2 separate regions of the Homo sapiens genome follow, and region 1 is linked to region 2. A link is a loop called in an ENCODE intact Hi-C map of the cell type or tissue named here. Cell type or tissue: IMR-90. All regions are shown on one strand. Links, peaks and the distances in the headings refer to the core of each region. The heading gives the core; the rest is flanking DNA. Region 1 has its middle 63 kb from the start of SNORD137. Region 2 overlaps FREM1 (FRAS1 related extracellular matrix 1).

Region 1 (10,775 bases), core at 3,646-8,645, 1.7 Mb after region 2:
TGGTCTATCAATTTTGTTGATCCTTTCAAAAAACCAGCTCCTGGATTCATTAATTTTTTGAAGGGTTTTTTGTGTCTCTATTTCCTTCAGTTCTGCTCTGATTTTAGTTATTTCTTGCCTTCTGCTAGCTTTTGAATGTGTTTGTTCTTGCTTTTCTAGTTCTTCTAATTGTGATGTTAGGGTGTCAGTTTTGGATCTTTCCTGCTTTCTCTTGTGGGCATTTAGTGCTATAAATTTCCCTCTACACACTGCTTTGAATGTGTTCCAGAGATTCTGGTATGTTGTGTCTTTGTTCTCGTTGGTTTCAAAGAACATCTTTATTTCTGCCTTCATTTCGTTATGTACCCAGTAGTCATTCAGGAGCAGGTTGTTCAGTTTCCAAGAAGTTGAGCGGTTTTGAGTGAGATTCTTAATCCTGAGTTCTAGTTTGATTGCACTGTGGTCTGAGAGATAAGTTTGTTATAATCTCTGTTCTTTTACATTTGCTGAGGAGAGCTTTACTTCCAACTATGTGGTCAATTTTGGAATAGGTGTGGTGTGGTGCTGAAAAAAATGTATATTCTGTTGATTTGGGGTGGAGAGTTCTGTAGATGTCTATTAGGTCTGCTTGGTGCAGAGCTGAGTTCAATTCCTGGGTATCCTTGTCGACTTTCTGTCTCGTTGATCTGTCTAATGTTGACAGTGGGCTGTTAAAGTCTCCCATTATTAATGTGTGGGAGTCTAAGTCTCTTTGTAGGTCACTCAGGACTTGCTTTATGAATCTGGGTGCTCCTGTATTGGGTGCATATATATTTAGGATAGTTAGCTCTTCTTGTTGAATTGATCCCTTTACCATTATGTAATGGCCTTCTTTGTCTCTTTTGATCTTTGTTGGTTTAAAGTCTGTTTTATCAGAGACTAGGATTGCAACCCCTGCCTTTTTTTGTTTTCCATTTGCTTGGTAGATCTTCCTCCATCCTTTTATTTTGAGCCTATGTGTGTCTCTGCACGTGAGATGGGTTTCCTGAATACAGCACACTGATGGGTCTTGACTCTTTATCCAATTTGCCAGTCTATGTCTTTTAATTGGAGCATTTAGTCCATTTACATTTAAAGTTAATATTGTTATGTGTGAATTTGATCCTGTCATTATGATGTTAGCTGGTTATTTTGCTCGTTAGTTGATGCAGTTTCTTCCTAGTCTCGATGGTCTTTACATTTTGGCATGATTTTGCAGCGGCTGGTACCCGTTGTTCCTTTCCATGTTTAGCGCTTCCTTCAGGAGCTCTTTTAGGGCAGGCCTGGTGGTGACAAAATCTCTCAGCATTTGCTTTTCTGTAAAGGATTTTATTTCTCCTTCACTTATGAAGCTTACTTTGGCTGGATATGAAATTCTGGGTTGAAAATTCTTTTCTTAAAGAATGTTGAATATTGGCCCCCACTCTCTTCTGGCTTGTAGGGTTTCTGCCAAGAGATCTGCTGTTAGTCTGATGGTCTTCCCTTTGAGGGTAACCCGACCTCTCTCTCTGGCTGCTCTTAACGTTTTTCCCTTCACTTCAACTTTGGTGAATCTGACAATTATGTGTCTTGGAGTTGCTCTTCTTGAGGAGTATCTTTGTGGCGTTCTCTGTATTTCCTGAATCTGAATGTTGGCCTGCCTTGCTAGATTGGGGAAGTTCTCCTGGATAATATCCTGCAGAGTGTTTTCCAACTTGGTTCCATTCTCCCTATCACTTTCAGGTACACCAATCAGACGTAGATTTGGTCTTTTCACATAGTCCCATATTTCTTGGAGGCTTTGCTCATTTCTTTTTATTCTTTTTTCTCTAAACTTCCCATCTCGCTTCATTTCATTCATTTCATCTTCCATTGCTGATACCCTTTCTTCCAGTTGATCGCATCGGCTCCTGAGGCTTCTGCATTCTTCACGTAGTTCTCGAGCCTTGGTTTTCAGCTCCATCAGCTCCTTTAAGCACTTCTCTGTATTGGTTATTCTAGTTATACATTCTTCTAAATTTTTTTCAAAGTTTTCAACTTCTTTGCCTTTGGTTTGAATGTCCTCCCGTAGCTCAGAGTAATTTGATTGTCTGAAGCCTTCTTCTCTCAGCTCGTCAAAGTCATTCTCCATCCAGCTTTCTTCCGTTGCTGGTGAGGAACTGCGTTCCTTTGGAGGAGGAGAGGCGCTCTGCTTTTTAGAGTTTCCAGTTTTTCTGTTCTCTTTTTTCCTCATCTTTGTGGTTTTATCTACTTTTGGTCTTTGATGATGATGATGCACAGATGGGTTTTTGGTGTGGATGTCCTTTCTGTTTGTTAGTTTTCCTTCTAACAGACAGGACCCTCAGCTGCAGGTCTGTTGGAATATGCTGCCATGTGAGATGTCAGTGTGCCCCTGCTGGGGGGTGCCTCCCAGTTAGGCTGCTCGGGGGTCAGGGGTCAGGGACCCACTTGAGGAGGCAGTCTGCCCGTTCTCAGATCTCCAGCTGCGTGCTGGGAGAACCACTGCTCTCTTCAAAGCTGTCAGACAGGGACATTTAAGTCTGCTGAGGTTACTGCTGTCTTTTTGTTTGTCTGTGCCCTGCCCCCAGAGGTGGAGCCTACAGAGGCAGGCAGGCCTCCTTGAGCTGTGGTGGGCTCCAGCCAGTTCGAGCTTCCCGGCTGCTTTGTCTACCTAAGCAAGCCTGGGCAATGGCGGGCGCCCCTCCCCCAGCCTCGCTGCCGCCTTGCAGTTTGATCACAGACTGCTGTGCTAGCAATCAGCGAGACTCCGTGGGCGTAGGACCCGCCGAGCCAGGTGTGGGATATAGTCTCGTGGTGCGCCGTTTCTTAAGCCGGTCAGAAAAGCGCAGTATTCGGGTGGGAGTGACCCGATTTTCCAGGTGCGTCCGTCACCCCTTTCTTTGACTCGGAAAGGGAACTCCCTGACCCCTTGCGCTTCCCGAGTGAGGCAATGCCTCGCCCTGCTTCGGCTCGAGCACGGTGCGCGCACCCGCTGGCCTGCGCCCACTGTCTGGCACTCCCTAGTGAGATGAACCCGGTACCTCAGATGGAAATGCAGAAATCACCCGTCTTCTGCGTCGCTCACGCTGGGAGCTGTAGACCGGAGCTGTTCCTATTCGGCCATCTTGGCTCCTCCCTCCAAGTATGTACATTTTTTAATGTCAGAAAAATCTTTCCACAGACTTAAATTATCGGGAAGAAGTTTCTTTTTTCAAGGCAGAGTTGCTTAAAATGGATTGGATGATTTCCAAGATTTTCAAAATAGGTTCTGATCTGGCTTGAGACATTTATACATATTTTTCAAAAACAAGACACTTTTGGGAAAATTAAATAAGATTAGAAGATGAGGCTTTCTGAGCAAGAAATGGGTTTTACAAATTAACTATTAAAAAGCCTACTTACTATAAATTCAATTTAATCCCAGTGAAATCCAAAAAGGTATTTTTTCTTTTTTGGTGGAAACGGAAAAGTTAATTCTGAAATTTACATGCAAATGAAAAGTATCTATAAGAGACGATACTACCCGTCAAAAGAACAATGTTGGACGACTCACACTATCTGACTTTAAGACTATAAAATGATAGTAACCTAAACAATATGGCGTGAGCAGGCAAGGAGATGGTTGGAACAAAATATATGCCATTAATTAATTTTCAACACAACGTAAACAGTCAACAATTTTTCAGTTAATGCTGTTTAATGGAGAAAGAAGTTTCTTTTCAACAAATAGAGCCACAACAACTACACAAATGTGGGGAAAAAATGAACTTTAATTCTTACAGCATATGCAAAAATCAGTTTAGGATAGATTATAGTTTTAGCTATGTGGTTAGGGCTGCAGGTCTCTTAGAATCATTGTGGTACCGTAAAACTATAGAGCTTCTGGAGGAAAATGCAATATTTTTGCAGCTTTAAGTTTGGGTGGATTGCTCAGAGGGGACACAAAAAGCAATAAATATAAAGGAAAGAGTTAAAAATTTGACTTTACCTGAATTAAACTTCCATTGATTGAAAGACTGTAGAAAATGAAAAGTGGTCCGGGCATGGTGGCTTACACCTGTAATCCCAGCACTTTGAGAGACCCAGGGGGTGGATCACTTAAGGTCAGGAGTTTGAGACCTGCCTGGCCAACATGGTAAAACCCCATCTCTACTAAAAATACAAAATATTAGCCAGGTTGCAGTGATCGCCACCTGTAATCCCAGCTACTTGGCAGGCTGAGGCAGGAGAATGGCTTGAACCTGGGTGGTGGAGGTTGTAGTGAGCCGAGATTGTGCCACTGCACTCCAGCCTGGGCAACACAGTGAGACTCCATCTCAGAAAGAAAAAAAAAAAGAGGAAATGAAAAGTGAAGTCACAGATTGGGAGACAAAGTATTTGCAATACATGTATCCGACAAACGATTTATCTCTCCTAAAAATGACATAAAAAACTCCTAAAAATCAATTTAAAAGAAGAAAAATAGCCTAATTTTTAAATGAGCAAAAGACAGATACTTTTCTAAAGGAAGATCCCTAAATGGCCAAGTTCATGAAAAGAAGCTCAACATCAATTGTTATCTGGGAATTGAAATTTGAAGCCCAAATGAGGTACCACTACACACACACAACAATGGCTAAAATTTTAGAATTGACAATGACAATATCCAGCACTGCTGAGGATGTGAAGAAACTGGAATTCTCATACATGTGGTGGAAATTGTAAAACTGTTCAACCACTGTATGGGGTTGAATAGTGTCCCCCAACTTCATGTCTAACTGGAACCTCAGAATGTGACCTTATTTGAAAATGGGATATTTACAGGTGTAATCAAGTTATAATGAGGTCATGCTGGTTTAGAATGGGTCCTAAATCAAATGACTGGTGTCCTTATTAGAGGATGGAAATTGATACACAGAGACACAGAGGAGACATACAGGGAAGAGGCCAAGTGAAGACAGATGAGCTTGAGGCAGAGATTGAAATTATGCTGCCACAAACTAAGGAATGCCAAGGGTTGCCAGCAACCACCAGAAGTTGGAAGGGGCAAGGAAGGATTCTTTCCTAGAGCTGTCAGAGGGAGTGTGGCTCTGAGAACACCTTGATACTGGACTCCTGGACTCCTGAACTCAGAGAATAAATTTCTCTTGTTCTGATCCACCCAGTTTTTGGTATTTTGTTATGGAATTCCTAGGAAAGGAACACCACCACTTTGAAAAATGTTGGCAGTGTCTTGTAATATTAAACACCTACAACTTCCCTATGACCCAGCAATTCCACTCTTAGGTATTCACCTAAATAAAAGAAAGCATATATCCACACAAATACATATATAAGAATGTTTATGGAAGCTTTAGTGATAGTAGTCAAAACTGGAAACATTTTAAGGATTTACGAAGAAAACGAATAAAAAATTATGTTCATATAGTTGAACACTATTCAGCAATAAAAGAATAAAGTACAAATGCACTCTACAGTGTGGATGAACATCAAAAATATATTGGGCAAAAGAAGCCAGACACAAAAAACGCATGTATACTGTGTGAGTCCATTTACATGAAGGTCAAAGTCAGGTAGAAGTGTTCTCAGGTAATAGAAACCAGTGAGGGCAGGGACTGGCCTGAGAGATCATGAGGAAACATTCTCACGCATTGGAAAAGTCATGCGTCTTGATTGTGGCAGTGTTTTACATTAGTGTATACACATTTGTCAAAACTCACTGGATTATTTCCTTAAATGAATACACTTTATTAAATGTAAATTATAACAAAACATAAACCTTGGAGCAAGCCCTCGTATATAATGCTTGCCTCAATCAAAAAGAAAAGAAAACCCCACTTTAAAGACTGAATTAAAAACTTCTATCCCCATTCCCTTTCTTTCTTTCTTTTTTTTTTTTTTTTTTGAGATAGGGTCTCTCTGTCATCCACCCAGGCTAAAGTGCAGTAGCGTGATCATGTCTCACGGCAGCCTCGACCTCCTGGGCTCAAGTGATCCTCCCTGCTCAGACTCTGTAGCAGCTGGGACTACAGGCACAAGCCACCATGCCGGGCTACTCTTTCCATTTTTTAAAACTGCATTAGTTATCTACTTTCTAAACTCACTTTTAATTCTTAACAGGTAAGTGATTATCATGTAACTTATTTTTGTTCTCCAACTTTTCCAATCTGCACTGAACGTAGCAATCGTCTGTAACTGTCTACTTCTTCTGTATATGTTGGCAAAGGCTTAGGTTTCAATTTCCCTAGCTGAGGGGATTATAATGACTTAGGACACCATTTGCTCTCTTGGTTATTTTGCTTAGGAAGGATAGGTACTTGCAGGGGCCAATGAAGGGCAAAGTAAAAATAACTATCCTGAACTACAGATACACAATTTAAACAGCATTCAAAATGTTCTTCTAAAAAAAAAAAAAAAAGGAGTACACAGAATTTGGCCTGTCACAGAACAAAGAAAATACCAGCTTCAGGTGGACAGTACCCCAGTTCCGTTCTGACAGCTTCTTGGCAACTGTTAATATGTATGGAGCTTGAATGGATGGGTAGGAGGGAGGATCGGAGGGGAAACAGCAGAAGAATGGGGGCAGAAGAGGAGAGGGAGGGACGTGGAGGAGCCCAGGGATCCACACTGCTCAGCTGCTTCTGGGTTTACGGTGCAGCGCGAGCGCCATCATGTGCTCATCTCTGTAACTTCAGCGGAAGAAACGCGTTTTTCCCCGCCACTGCATTTGAGGAATGGAAAAATAAACCAAAATCGTTCATCGGGCCTGAGAAACCTTGAGAAGCATATTACCCTACGGTTGTTTTTTCATCGAAAAGTTGAAGGATTTCTGACATCTCAATTAGTAACGCATCTGGAATGTTTGCTCTCCAGGTACCTATTATTTGTTCCTTCACTCATCAAATATTTATTGAACGCTATGTGCCAGACACATACAAGCAGGAGAAAGGCAGGCGTGGTGGTCTAGTGGGGCAGACAGACATGTGAACAAATGGCTACAGCAGTCTGATAAATATTCTAATGCAGGAATGAAAAGAACATCTGGAAGCTAAATGAGAGCATTTAATATTTGACAGAGACGTTCAGTGCTATAATCTAATTATTGTATTGAAAACCTGTGTTGATCCTATTACTTGTATCACTTGTCCATAACCTCTTTAAAATCTGGCTAAAATTATTAATTGGTTGATTGATTCAAATTATTTATTGAGAGCCAATTATGTGCCAGGTACTACCGCTGTATCACTATTACTCGTATCAATTTTGTCCATAATCTATTTAAAAATCTGGCCAAAATTATCAATTGATTCATTGATTCAAATTATTTATTGAGAGCCAGTTGTGTGGTAGGTACTACTGTTGGTGCCGAGGGATACAGATAAAGATGGGAAAGACAGAAAACAGTTCTTCTTTTGTTAAGCTTAACTTCCATGTGTGGAAAGTGAACCATCAAGAAAAAAATGTTTTCTGTCTGTCTTTGATACAAAAGCCATTTTCTTGTTTATTGCCTGTTTATCTATGTTATTATTTCCTACTTTCCCTCTATAGCGTTTATTCCCCACTTTTTCTAAACAGTTGTTTCAAACTATTTCAGGTTACACTGAGAGTTTAAACAAGCATAGCTTTCTTAATGGCTTTGGAAAATTTACTTAACTTCCTATTGCTCAGAGGAGCACCAGGGTTTTAGTTAGTAGTTGAGCCATGAAGTGGGAATTTGGGAGGAGATTTCTAATCCTGGCCCTGTTATAGTTTCATTTGTCTGGTTTACCTCCCAATCTCAGCTTTTCCTGGCCACTTCAGGGTCATGCATATAATAAATATTAGGGCCAGGCGCAGTGGCTCATGACTGTAATCCCAGCACTTTGGGAGGCCGAGGTGGGCAGATCACGAGGTCAGGAGTTTGAGACCAGCCTGACCAGCCTCATGAAACCCTGTCTGGACTAAAAATACAAAAAATTAGCTGGGCATGGTGGCGCACGCCTGTGATCCCAGCTGCTCAGGAGGCTGAGGCAGGAGAATTGCTTGAACCCGGCAGGCAGAGGTTGCAGTGAGCCGAGACTGTGCCATTGCACTCCAGCCTGGGCGACAGAGTGAGACTCTATCTCAAAAATAAATGAATAAATATGAACAATCTCTGATAATTTTAGACTCAAAAACAGCAGGTAGTAGGAAGCTGGAAGAACACTTGTGTTCATACCCAGCCTCTAGGCCTCAGCGATCGCAGCGTTCAGGGAGAGCGGCAGCCTCCCTCCCTGAAGTCCCATGTGGAGATGGCCCTGCTCCAACAATGAGGCGCCGGAGCGGGAAAAAGGAACTCCTCTAATGACATAAAACAAGTGAAAATTTATATGATCAGATGAGCTAACAAGCTTGAAAAAAAAATGTGATCTTAATGAGCAGAGCATATTTGTTAACAATGATTGGGAAAATAAACCTGCTTTATGGCTATGTTCTCAAGGCGTTGCGACTCTTCACTAAATCATCCTTGTCTCATCTTGTGTTAGGTTGTTCACTTCCATTGCTCACACGTGCTCAGCCCACACAGTTGGTGTGTATAATGGGGTCATATACTACCGCTGAAAAAATTCAGAAAGTTCTGCTTCAGTTCTGCTTTTGCCAAATCACTGTGGCCTATACGTCAAGGAAGAGGGACCTAGGAAGCCCAGAGTTTTCCATTACTTTCCCTACCAAATCAAAACACAACCCAACGCCCATGCTTGTAAGCATATCGGCTTCCGGTTCAGCTTCTTTGGAAGATTCTTTTCACTTCCACTGACATTTGCAGGGAGAATTATATTAAACTGAAGCTAATAAGACCATGTGTTACTTCATATAAAATATAATTGTAAATACAATCCTTGGCAACTATTTATTTTACCTCCAGGTGTCTCGAGTGTTAAGCACCAAACTATCTTTATTTTCTTTATGAATTTATAGGAAAATGTCTTTATGGTCACAGTACCATTTTGAGAGAAAAGAAAAAAATCTTTCTTTAAAACAAACAAACAAACAATTCTTGTGGTCAATAATTGAAATTATTCTCTGCCTAAATTGCTCTATATTTACATGACCTAAAAAAAATTGGAACTTATGTAAACATGATGACAAAATTAAAATGTTATTTTCTGCCAGGCACGGTGGCTCATGCCTGTAATCCCAGCACTTTGGGAGGCTGAGGTGGGAGGATTGCCTGAGGTGAGGAGTTCAAGACCAGCCTGGCCAACATAGTGAAACCCTGACTCTAATAAAAATACAAAAATTAGCGGAGCGTGGTGGTGGGAACCTGTAATCCCAGCTACTTGGGAGGCTGAGGCAAGGAGACTGGCTTGAACCTGGGAGGCAGAGGTTGCAGTGAGCCGAGATTGCACCACTCCACTCCAGCCTGGGCAACAGTGTGAGACTCCAACTCAAAAAAAAAAAAAAGAGAGAGAGAAAACTGAGTCACAGAAAAGATAAGTAACTTTCACAGAGTCACACAGAGAGTAAGTCGTGGAGGCAGGACAGTCTTGTTTGGTACTTTTAACCTCAGTGATAACCTAATTGTCTCTACAATCTTCATCTCCCTTCAGCTTTGGCTGTCTGCAGAATGTGTCTTCCTGATTAACCCACCAGCTACTCAAACTTAACTTGTTCCAGATGGAACTGAGAATCTGTTCTGATTCACCTGCTGCCTCCACCCTTAACTTTGACTGCCTTCCCCCTCTTTCCATTCTGATATTTTGATAACAATATTATCATGCTTGATTTTTGTTTTTGTTTTTGTTTTTGTTTTGTTTTTTTTGAGACGGAGTATCTGTCGCCCAGGCTGGAGTGCAGCCTCCCGAGTAGCTGGGACTATAGGCGCCCACGACCACGCCCAGCTAATTTTTTTTTTTTTTTTTTTTTTTTTTTTAAGTAGAGATGGGCTTTCCACCGTGTTAGCCAGGATGGTCACGATCTCCTGACCTCGTGATCCGCCCGCCTCGGCCCTCCAAAGTGCTGGGATTACAGGCGTGAGCCTCCGCGCCCGGCCCATGCTTGACTTTTCTGTACCTGTGAGTGCTTGCTATAAACTTGGCCCTGCCTGTTGCCATATTCTAGCAGTGAAACAGCTTGAGTCTCTCCTCTTTCCTTTTCCCACTGTTGTCTCTTAGACACTGCTCCACTGTCTCCCTTCTCCAGTTAATTCTAAACTACACTGGTACCCAACAAAGCTTACAAAAATATACTGCTAATCTTCCCATGCCCTACTAAGAAAGCTTTAGTAGCTTCCTTATAAAATGAGTAATAAACTCCTAAAGTTTTCACTCTAGGCTATTCATATCATAACCAAAATTTTGTTTCAATCCTTATTGCCATTTCATCCGCTGTCCTTGCCTGTCCTCAGTTTGCTTGTTATAATGTTATTTACTTTTTTGTTGTTATTTCTGATTTATCACCTTAATACCAACCCACTGCTTCCAACTCAATATTTAGTATCTTTCCCATGTTCCAGATATCTGGCAATTTCTCTTGTTTGGCAAATTCTTCTTTAGTAATCTTTCATATCTTCCCTTGGCTGTTCATTTCCTTTGCTGTTGTTGAGGTTCAAGCATTCTTGCCTAGGCTAGAGCAATACTTTCCCAACTACTCTGTGTTTTCTTTCCTTCATTAACTTTACTCAGCATTATCACTGTCAGGGTAACACTATCAAAACAGACACTTTTACCCTGTATGTTTCCTGTACGAAAATTAAAATGGCTTCTTATTTATTATAGATCAAACTCTAAACAGGCCAACATGTTGCACAACTACAGGAGGCTCCATTCAGGTTTTATTCTATTGGAGTCTTCAAACTTCTT
Region 2 (10,076 bases), core at 3,670-8,669:
GAGAGAGAGAGAGAGAGAGAGAGAGAGAGAGAGAGAGAGATTTATTTTAGGAAATTGGCTCATTGGCTCATGCAATTTTAGGGCCTGGCATGTCCGAAATACACAGGGCACGTTGGCAGGCTACAAATTTCAGCAGGAGTTAACGTTGCAATCTTTAGCCCAAAGGCAGTCTGGAGGCAACATTCCTTCCTTTTTGGGGGGCTTCAGTCTTTTCTCTTAAAGCCTACAACTGATTGGTTGAAGCCCACTTGCATTATGGAGGGTGATCTCTTTACTCAAAATGTACTGATGTAAACGTAATCCCATCTAATACACACCCTGCAAAGTTGACACATGAAATGAAGCCTCACAGACTCTTATCTATGAGGGAAGTCTTGAGATCATAGAGTGGATGCTGGATGAGTCCTTGGCAGTCAGGAGGTCCAAAAAATGCAAAGAAATGATAATGCACTGGGAGAAGAAAGAAGATATTGACATCGTGAACACAGTAAGAAGCACTTTGTATTAAAATTATTGTTTTTATTTTTATCATATGTTTTAATTGATCTTAGTCACTTTCCCTTTTCAGTCTGTTAGTGTCTTTTTTTTATTCCTAACTCCCCTAACCTAGGTTGATACCAGTCTCTGTACTGTCCAACCAGGGATACTTTTCTGGGTCTCTTTGGCTGCAAATTCATACGAATTCTAAATTCTGAGTGCAGATGTTAGAGTTCCTTCCTACACTCCATAGCACAGATGGAAAAGAGGATGGAGATTGGGGAAAGTACCAGAACTTGAATCAGGTCTTTCCCAACACCAACACTCATCTTAAAGAGCATGGCTATTGTAAGAGAGTTATCTATTGGAAGTTGTGGAATTTACTGATAGGAAAATGTTGGACATATATTGTAAAGTTTCTTTTTTTTTGTCAAAAGTATAAGGCTTTCCTTGCAAAAAAAAAAAAAAATCATTACGTGTAAAAACCCCACAAGGTAAGCTTCAAAATTCCTCCCATAATTCCCCAGAACCCTCAGTCTCTTTGAGCAGAGAAGTCAAGAGGCTTTAGAAAGTGACTGACCCCACCAGCAGTGTAGGAGAGATGACACTCAGTGTCTTGCCTTCAAGAGCTTTTTCTGCCAAGACAATATGGATGTTGATCACCGTTGAGTGATAAACTGTCCCAAATAAGTCTCCCAACTATGGGTAAACTATTCTTCTGGTGGTACCTGAGTAATTGAGGGCAAAACTGCTGCAACACACAGGTGTATTTGACTGATACCAGCAGGCACAACCTGACATTCATTTGGTAGGAAATCTTTTCTGTCTGACCAAGATTATTGCAACTGATGCAACCTGTACTTCTCCTTTAAAGGGGTCAGGTGAGCGAGAAAAATGTGATGCCATTGCTTTCTGTGCATTTTCTGTAAATACAACACAAGTTATCAGGGGACAGAGCTTTCTTTAAAAAAAAATCTTGCAACCCAATATTTAAAAATGCTTCTGGGATACTAAGCCAGAAGATCTACTTTTGACAAAGCTAGAAGTTGAATAAGATCTAGGATATATTTTAATGTGACCAGAGACATGACGGGACCGTGTTGCTAGAGTTTAGATGTCCTTTTAAAAACACATGATCACGACAGGCATTTATTACTTTTGTAACACTTTCATTTTTAAGGAATTATAACATCCAAAACCAAAATAAAACAACCATCTACATTCAACTATTCATTTAGTATCAACTCTGGGTATTTCTTATATGGCTTAGAAGTACTTTAATTTTCCTCTTCTTCCACTAACCATCTCTCTTACTGGCCACTTGGTTGTGGGAGCTTCTTCCCTCACGGGCCACAATGACAATTTAATACCCAATCTCATTGCTTTGAAAGTTGCCACCCATACTCTTCAGGAGAGGAGAAGAATGACTGTGACTTTTGAAAATGTCAGTTGCTTTTTCAGTTTATAAAATAACTATGTATTGTAAATAATTCATAAACTACAAGAAAAAAAATTCTTGACAACCATACCACTCAAAAACCTATTGTTGGTGGCTTTCTTTTATTTTGTTCAATTAGAAATGGGATGATATTATATATACTATTTTTTATGCATATTGCCTGTTTCCATCTTCATGTGTTATGAACATTTCCTTATGTCATTAACTATTCCTGATAGTTCTTGATAACTAATCATATTCCTGATAACATGATTTTTAAAGGCTGCATGGAACTCAGTCTCAGGTCGAGATGGTTTATAAATCCCCTGGTGGACTTTTCATTCCTTTTGTAAATTGCTATTATAAATAGTATTTTGGTGAATATATATCTAATCATTTTTGCATACATATCTGTTTCTGCAAGATACAGAAAAATTTTCACTGTTTTGCACCCCTACCAGCAAAATATAAAAATATCTGTTTCTTCACATATTTATCATCATGAGTTATAATTATTTCTGTTTTTTTTTAAGAATCTTGCCAATTTGAGAGGAAAAAATGGTTGGTTGTGACAAAATTTCTCATGAAATAAACAGAGGAGGAGTTGTAATCTTTCCCCACCCCAAAAGAAATGAACACATTTGTGCAAATGCTCCCAGATTTTTGCCTATGTCTATACAAACATTATGTATAGATAAATATATATTTTTAACAAAAATAGTATTATAATTATATTCGAATTCTATTCTGCAACTTGCTAGGGTTTTTCAGTTAACACAAAATTGTGGAAATTTTTCATCATCAATTCATTTTCTCCCTTATTCTTTTGAATAGCTACAGAGTAGTTCATTGTATCATAATACACAAAAATATACATGGTCTTATCATTGACAAGAATTCTTTACTTTGCTAGGGCAAACTAAGATTTACAGTAGTATCAGGTTGGTGTAAATGAAATTAAGAACCGAGAGATTAGGAGTGAGGGGAATGAAGATTCTTGTACATGTTTTCTAGTATCAGTGGTGGATCTGTTCTAATCCATCCAAACCTGCTCCATCCATAACCTACAACAGTCATCTTGCAAATGCAAGATGCACTGAGCTCCGTACAGACTGAACGAGGTCCTTTGTTGTGTTTGAACCTACAGTGTAGGTTGTGAAGATGTCATCCACCATCTTCACAAATCTGGTCCACCTGTTCAGCTACCTGGCTCTCATCTTCAATGAAAGAAATATGCAAATGTCTAGAAATAATCACCTTTCACTTTTTCCTTACTGAGGTATCTCTATTTTTATTCAACATTTTTGCCAGTTGAAAAAAGACATGCCAAAAAAATTTCTATATATTTGTAAACCCTCACAATTTTGTGTCTGTAAATCACTAAATACCAGGAAAATAGGAGAAGTTCTTCTGTGGAGTTAACATGAAGTCTGCTCTAGAATTCTTGGGTCAATTTTAGTGTATTCATTTAATAGACATTCCCTGGGCTTCTATTATGGTTCAGGCACTGTGCCAAGTGCAGGGAATCCATGGCGGTGAAAGACCTGACGCCTGCCCTCTCGGAACTTGTATCCTAAGTGGCAGTCAAGCAATAGACAAATTGATAAAGTGGAGTCAAGGTTTACAGTGGAAAATTGGCCTCTGTTCCAAGCACTGTGATATTTGCTGAGGCTGTTGTGAACAGGACTGTCTTTAGCAGGAATCCACTAGTGAGGAGTATAAGGAATCCAAAACGTGGGACAGTGTGTCATTGTTGAACCAATAAAGCCCAACGTTGCATGGGGGTGAGGGGCCTTTGGACAACATTTTATGTCATTGTTGATGATCCAGGTAGACCAATTGGACAAAACAGCTCCTCGTATCACACTCTTGCATTCCCCTTCTCAAGTGGGGCTCCTGAAAAATGGCTGCTACGGGATTTACATCACTTCCCGCGTGTTGAAGGCATCAGACCCTGACACTGAGGACGATCAGATCATCTTTAAAATTCTACAAGGCCCAAAACATGGACATCTGGAGAACACAACAACAGGTACTGGCCTCCTTAATCCTTACAATTGCCATTTTAAAATACCCAGTGGCTGGCAGGGCTAGAGAGTAATTTAATTAAGTGCAGGCCCATTTGGTAAACACTCCCCAGGGCTTACTGATAGATGCAGTTTATAAATCAATATTGCTCCTAAAGAGGGTTTGAAGCTGAGCCTTCCTAAATTTATCCTGACTGGAAGAACCAAATACTGATATACAACTGTTTATTTATATTTTTTTTCTCAACAGCTGATTATAATATATTCAAAGGAACATAATATCAGGACCAAATTTCCTATTTGTGACTAATTTTTTATTCTGTCATGAATTCTAAATGACTCTAAATGATGTCAGATCTTTTTTTAAAAGTTCTTGGTTTTTTTCCTAATGGATTCTCTGGATTGTATATTATTTCTACTTTATGAGCACAATGATCATAATACATCATTAAACAGGATGGCACCAAGTTACAGATTTTTATTACTGTATCTTTCTACTCTCCTTCTCTTTATTTTCATTTTTTTAAGGCAAATATTTCTGAAGCAGTCAACTTAATGCCTAATTTAAGCTCGCTGCATTTGAGTTTTAAGATAGTTACAGTAATGTTAATTTCTTGTTTTAAAATGTACTTTAGCTGTTTTTTAAAGCTGTGTTTAAAATAAAATAGCCATACAATTTTATTAGCTTTTATTTAATGTTTTGTTTGATTACCCATGATATTCATTTATTTCTTTTTTTAGGTGAATTTATCCATGAGAAATTTAGCCAAAAGGACTTAAACAGTAAGACTATTCTTTACATCATAAACCCATCTTTGGAAGTAAATTCAGATACCGTGGAATTTCAAATCATGGACCCCACAGGGAACTCGGCCACTCCTCAAATGTAAATTCTCTTGCTTATTCAGTAGTCCTATATGTTACATCCATAATGTATCTGAATATTAGGAAAGTGAAATGTTCTTTTTAAAACAGAACCCAAGAAGATAAATTAATAGACCATTTCACAAGCTCATGGAATTTATTTTGGAGAATGAATTTTCTTTTTATTACTGCTTGAAAATAGGAAAGCCAGTAGCTTTACAGAGTACAGAAACATTAAAAAGCTAAGTTGACGTTCATATTATGCATGTCAAGGTACACACTTTTATACACAGGGAGGGTTCTGTCTTACCAATTCACTAGCATCCAACACTGAGTTTGCAGGTTCATGTAGCAATTGTGCAGCAAGAGGTCACTCTAGGACCGTGTTAGCAACTATAGCCTTCTAAAATATCTGCAGTCGGGGAAATGAGGTAGTCAAGAAGAGTTAGCCAAACATCTTCTCTTTCTCTTATGAAGAAAATTACAATTACTTGACAGTATGTTTATAAGGTGATAAACTTATCCCATGTAAGACAAATATAATGTAAAGAGGAAACTAGACTTTGGAAGGTATATAAAGGGTATGACCCTCAAAATAGCAAGAGTAACAAATCTTCAAAATTAACGAGATTAACAGACCACAGCAATTTCACTGACTGGGTCCCTACTCTAGACTTTTCTTGAATGTAGACCTTGAATATCTTACCAGCTAACAGATAGTCATAGAAAGGTCGGTCAGAGTCCAGTTATTCTGGTACTGTGCTGTTTTTTGTTTGTTTGTTTGTTCATTTTGTTTGTTTGTTTTTGATACCCTCCCAGAAACCCCAAAGAAAAGTTGTTCACTTATCCTTGTTTTAGTAGTCACCATATCCTAGTCATACTAAGCATCATAAGTGATACAGCTCTGTGCTCTGTTATACTCCTTTTATGATGGAGTATAGATTAAGAAAAGAAAGCTGAGAAACTCCTCTGCAGTCTTCAGAATTCTTGCATTTTCTTTTGGATCCTGAATTGTAGTTCTAAAATCTGACCAGCAGAGGTCACAGTAGTCATTGTCAGAAAAAAGCTAGCCTCCTTTTCTTAGCAAAACACATTCCCAGCGTCCCACTCCGTTGCCTCGATAAAATGCAGAGCCTGGCCCAGATTTATTAACTCCACAGACTTTTATCGAGTGGCTACTATATGCCAGGTGCACAGTACTAGGAGCTGGGGAATAGGTTAGAGCAAAGTAGACCTGGCCCGTGATATTAAAATGTAATCTCGAGATTACAAAATGTAAAACATATGACCTCCACCCATTAAACTGTCTTTGCCTAAGACAAATAATTCCCAGGATCACAATCTTTATGGGAAAATATGTCAAGTACTTGCAATGTCAGACAAATATCTTCCAATTCTCAAGAAAATGTAAAAAAAAAAAAAAAAAACCTGCTCCAAAAATGTTAATACGTGGACTTCACTTTTTTTTTTTAACATTTTAAAAATAATTCAAGTAAGAAAACATAGGAATGTTGATCAGACTTGCTACTGACCTAATGCTCACCTCTTGTCCTCCATGTGTGAGCGCAGTGTAGCTGACAGAGGATTTTCTTCCCCCAGTAATGATGCTAGGCTGATACTGCTTCACCCATAGCCCCTTTCAATCTTTGTCACTATCAAGGACATTGCTTTTGGAAGATGATTTATATTTTTAAATATACTCTCAAATTCATATGAGAATTACAGCAAAATTTGCTTAATTTAATTATAACCTTAAATGAGGCCATTTAAATATCCTCCTGCTTTTGTTGGCTATTAACTTTCATGTGTCTGTGCTGGAGATGTTTCCAGTTCAACTTGACGTAATTTGTTCATTTGTTCATGACTGAACAAAATGCTGTGGCATATGCCTACCAAGGGGTAATATAGAGAGAAGTTTTATTTGGTTCTGACATATATTAGGCTATTTTCTTTATAAGCGATGGGGGGGTAAAATTACTCAGCATTTATCATCATCATTTTTGAACGGTATAGTTGTCCTCAACCCCATTTGTAAGCAGATGTTATTGGAACTAGGTGCACAATTTTCCAGTAAAAAGCAAGGTTATGAATAGTGGTTCATCTTCCCAAGACAGCCAGGCAGAACGTAGTTACAGGTACAATATAAATTACAGCCATTTGCAATATAATTGGTGTTTGCTCTATTTCATTGCTATTCATTTAATCATCAGAACCACCTATGAGTCAGGTACCATCATAATCTGAAATTTACAGATGAGAAAACTGAGGACAGAGCTAGAAAGTGACTTTTCTAAGTGGAAATGCAGCTTTAGAGTGCATGATTTTTCTCAGCACACTGAAGAACTTCTTGCCCATTTTAAGGACTGTGCTAATCTGGCCTGAAGGGAATGGAACACCAGACTTGTCTTCTTCTTTCTCTTCAGACATTGGCCACCCAAGCAAGAAAGAAGGAATACTTACTCATATAGGACCTTAAAGTTCAGTGGGATTTTTTAACATGTACATTATAGATCTCTATATTAGTGTGCACTTCGTATCTAACACACTAGAATTTATACTATAGATAATAAACCACCGAACTTGGAGCTAGAGGACAAGGTTTGAGCTTTGGCTCTGCCCTTCATCTAGTAACTGTTCAAGCCTTAGTTATCTCTTCTGTAAAATGGGAGCGATACTACAATTTGTTTAGAAAAACAAAAGAAATGTGTAACGTATATGAAAGCATCTTGTGTATTTAAACTCCTTAACAAATGCAACTTGTGGTGATTACTGTTGTAGTTAATTCATGTAGGTACAATAATTGACTGAAGAAGTATCCCGGAAACATTTGGTGGATTAGAAAGCCTGCCTCTAATTAGAAATTGATCCTGGGATGAATCACAAAGTGAACAGTCAATATGCATATTAATCAATGAGCTAAACGCTGTGGAACTTTGTGGTGTTCTTTGGCTTAGACAGGATTAATAGATTCATATTCCCCATATTTGAAGGGGTGAAACCTCTGTGATAAAGCTCAAGGGACTGCGGGGTGCCATCTGGAACAGAAATGGACCTGTTTTAGAGCACGGGAAGGACCCATGTTCAGTGGAAAATTCAGAATCTTGACTGTTGGTCAGTTTTGGCTATTGCAGGATTCCTGTGGAGTCCTGAAGGATGAATAGATGCTCCACTCTAAAAAGCATTAGGAAATGCTTGTTTCGTGAGATTCATCAAGTTACTGCCAGCTAGCTAGCTTGCGTGCTTGTTTAACTGCATCACATCCTGGAATCATCGAGATGTGCGTGTGGATTGGGAATCTCTCAGAAATGAAGCCTACGCAGCAAACCTCAACCCAACTGGGCTATAGAATCACCTCTCTCTACCTGCCACCCCACACACAGGCAGAATAGCTCAGGGAACCAATTTTTCATGGAATGCATCTGGGAGTCACTTTATTGTAAATAGAAATTATTTTATAATGCTGATATCCTTGGAAATTTGCGTAAAGATTTAGATTTAGCTAAGTGCCTACATTTCAGGCACTGTGCTAAGTGTTTTCATGAGTTGTCTAATTTTATCTGCAAAACACAATCCTCTGAGGATAAGGAAATAAAGCTCAAGGCTTTTAAGTAATTATCCTGAAGTCACTGGAGAGTGAACCCTGACCTCCAGACCTAAGTGAGTGCGCATCTTATTGCCTCACCCCCTGGCTGCACCCCTTGACAAGCTTGTGCCTGTTTTCTAGTCCAAGTTGAATCTCCAAGATGATCCGCAGAAGCCCCAAACTAAGTTACACAGGACCCACATCATTCATGAAAAGCACTTTTGTGGACCACAGAATGTGGCCAACTTCTGACCAAAGTTGTTTTCCTAATACAGCTTCTACGTGGACCTCTTTCTTGTGCCCACTGGAGAAAAGTGAACTTCAAAAGCAATGTTGAATGCAGAAGTCTTTGATAATTCAGTGACTGTTTCTCCGGTTCTGCACTCTGATTCTTCACCTCCCTCTGGCAACTCACATTCTAACTGTTCTGTTGTCCATTTTTGGCTTTAAAAGAGAAGGGACAGAAGACTAAAAGGAATTTCCATCAGGCAAACGTTGCAATGTTTAGCAGCTTTTATGAAACACCTGATAGGGGAAGGTGTTTGGCTAGCTAATACCTGCACATTACCTGCAAGCCAGGAGTTAAGGTTTTTGTCTTCAGACTAGATCTTAGGAAAGCACAGAGGAAGGGAAGGAAAATAGCATTTATTGGGCACCCACTGTGTACAGGTGCTTTATACATACTAACTAATTTTAATTTTAATCATTTTACATGAGTGTAATTCTCCTCATTTTTAAGATAATGAAAACCGAGGCCCAGAGAGACTGAGTAACTGACCGTAATCACACACTAAATCACATACTAATCAGTGGTTACAAGGTGTGCTTGATTCTAAAGCACTTGTTTTGGGTGCACACTATGCTGCCTCTTGGCTAAACACTGTTTCCCCATTATCAAGAGAAAAAGAGAAAAATGAAAACACAGGTGTTCATAGCATTCGATTACGGAGTTTAATAGCATCATCTATGAATTGAGAAGTCTTAGATTGGATACTTGAAAAAATATTTTTTTAACATTTTCAGGAATTCTTGTCACATGCTACTTGATTATAAATGAAGATATAGTTATAAGGATAGTAATTTAATCACAATTTTAGCTTCTGTAAACCTTTTGCTGAGAAGCTCAAAATACTTAATGAGAATTCATGAAGGTTCACTTAACCCCTTTGAAGTACAGACTTATCATTATTGCATTTTGTAATAATGACATTATTATAGGAAGAAAGGAAACTGAGGCATAGACAGGCTAAATATCTTTTTCACAGACTCTTGTTAACCTGGATTAATGCCCCAATTCCTAAACTGGTGATTTAACTCCAGGTATTTCTTTCAGCTTCTTGTTTCATCATAAATGAATCAAGTAGCTAGAAAATAAAATATCAGAAAGAACATATTTATTACTCCAGGACCGGGTGTCTCAACATTGGCACTATAGGCATTTTGAAACAGACCATTCGGTGTCACAGGGGAGTCTCCTGAGCACTGCAGAACATTCAGCAGCACCCCAGGCCTCTCTCAGCTGAAGGCCAGCACCATCCTCTTCCCAGTTGTGGCAACGAATACCATCTCCAGAAAATGCCAAATGTTAAGAATTACACGCATGCCTTAGAAAATAGCATACATATGTTTTAAGAAATTATGAATTATGTTAGAATGCTCATTTATCAATGCCATCTTTCTCTCTATG

What was found. Hi-C counts contacts between places; a loop is a spot of excess contacts. Peaks named below come from ENCODE experiments on the same cell type or tissue, not always from the same donor. Only the 100,000 strongest peaks of a DNase experiment are listed, where the experiment ranks them.
Region 1: a loop joins it to region 2, with 14 times the contacts of the local background. A loop is called at or near these places in 13 of 110 quality-filtered maps.

What each region holds. Positions count from the first base shown.
Region 1 is chr9:13,030,224-13,040,998 of GRCh38, reverse strand. It overlaps the pseudogene LOC100130801. Among named protein-coding and RNA genes, the nearest start is that of SNORD137, 63 kb to the right of the region's middle. RefSeq lists an enhancer at 2,914-3,430. In IMR-90, for the core only: a CTCF peak has its summit at 6,619 (motif pointing left); no DNase peak of the experiment used is centred there; H3K27me3 peaks cover 280 bases.
Region 2 is chr9:14,764,476-14,774,551 of GRCh38, reverse strand. It overlaps FREM1 (FRAS1 related extracellular matrix 1), which reads left to right. Exons shown (of 37, transcript NM_001379081.2): 26 at 3,746-3,947; 27 at 4,684-4,828. Among named protein-coding and RNA genes, the nearest start is that of CER1, 47 kb to the right of the region's middle. In IMR-90, for the core only: a CTCF peak has its summit at 5,845 (motif pointing right); no DNase peak of the experiment used is centred there.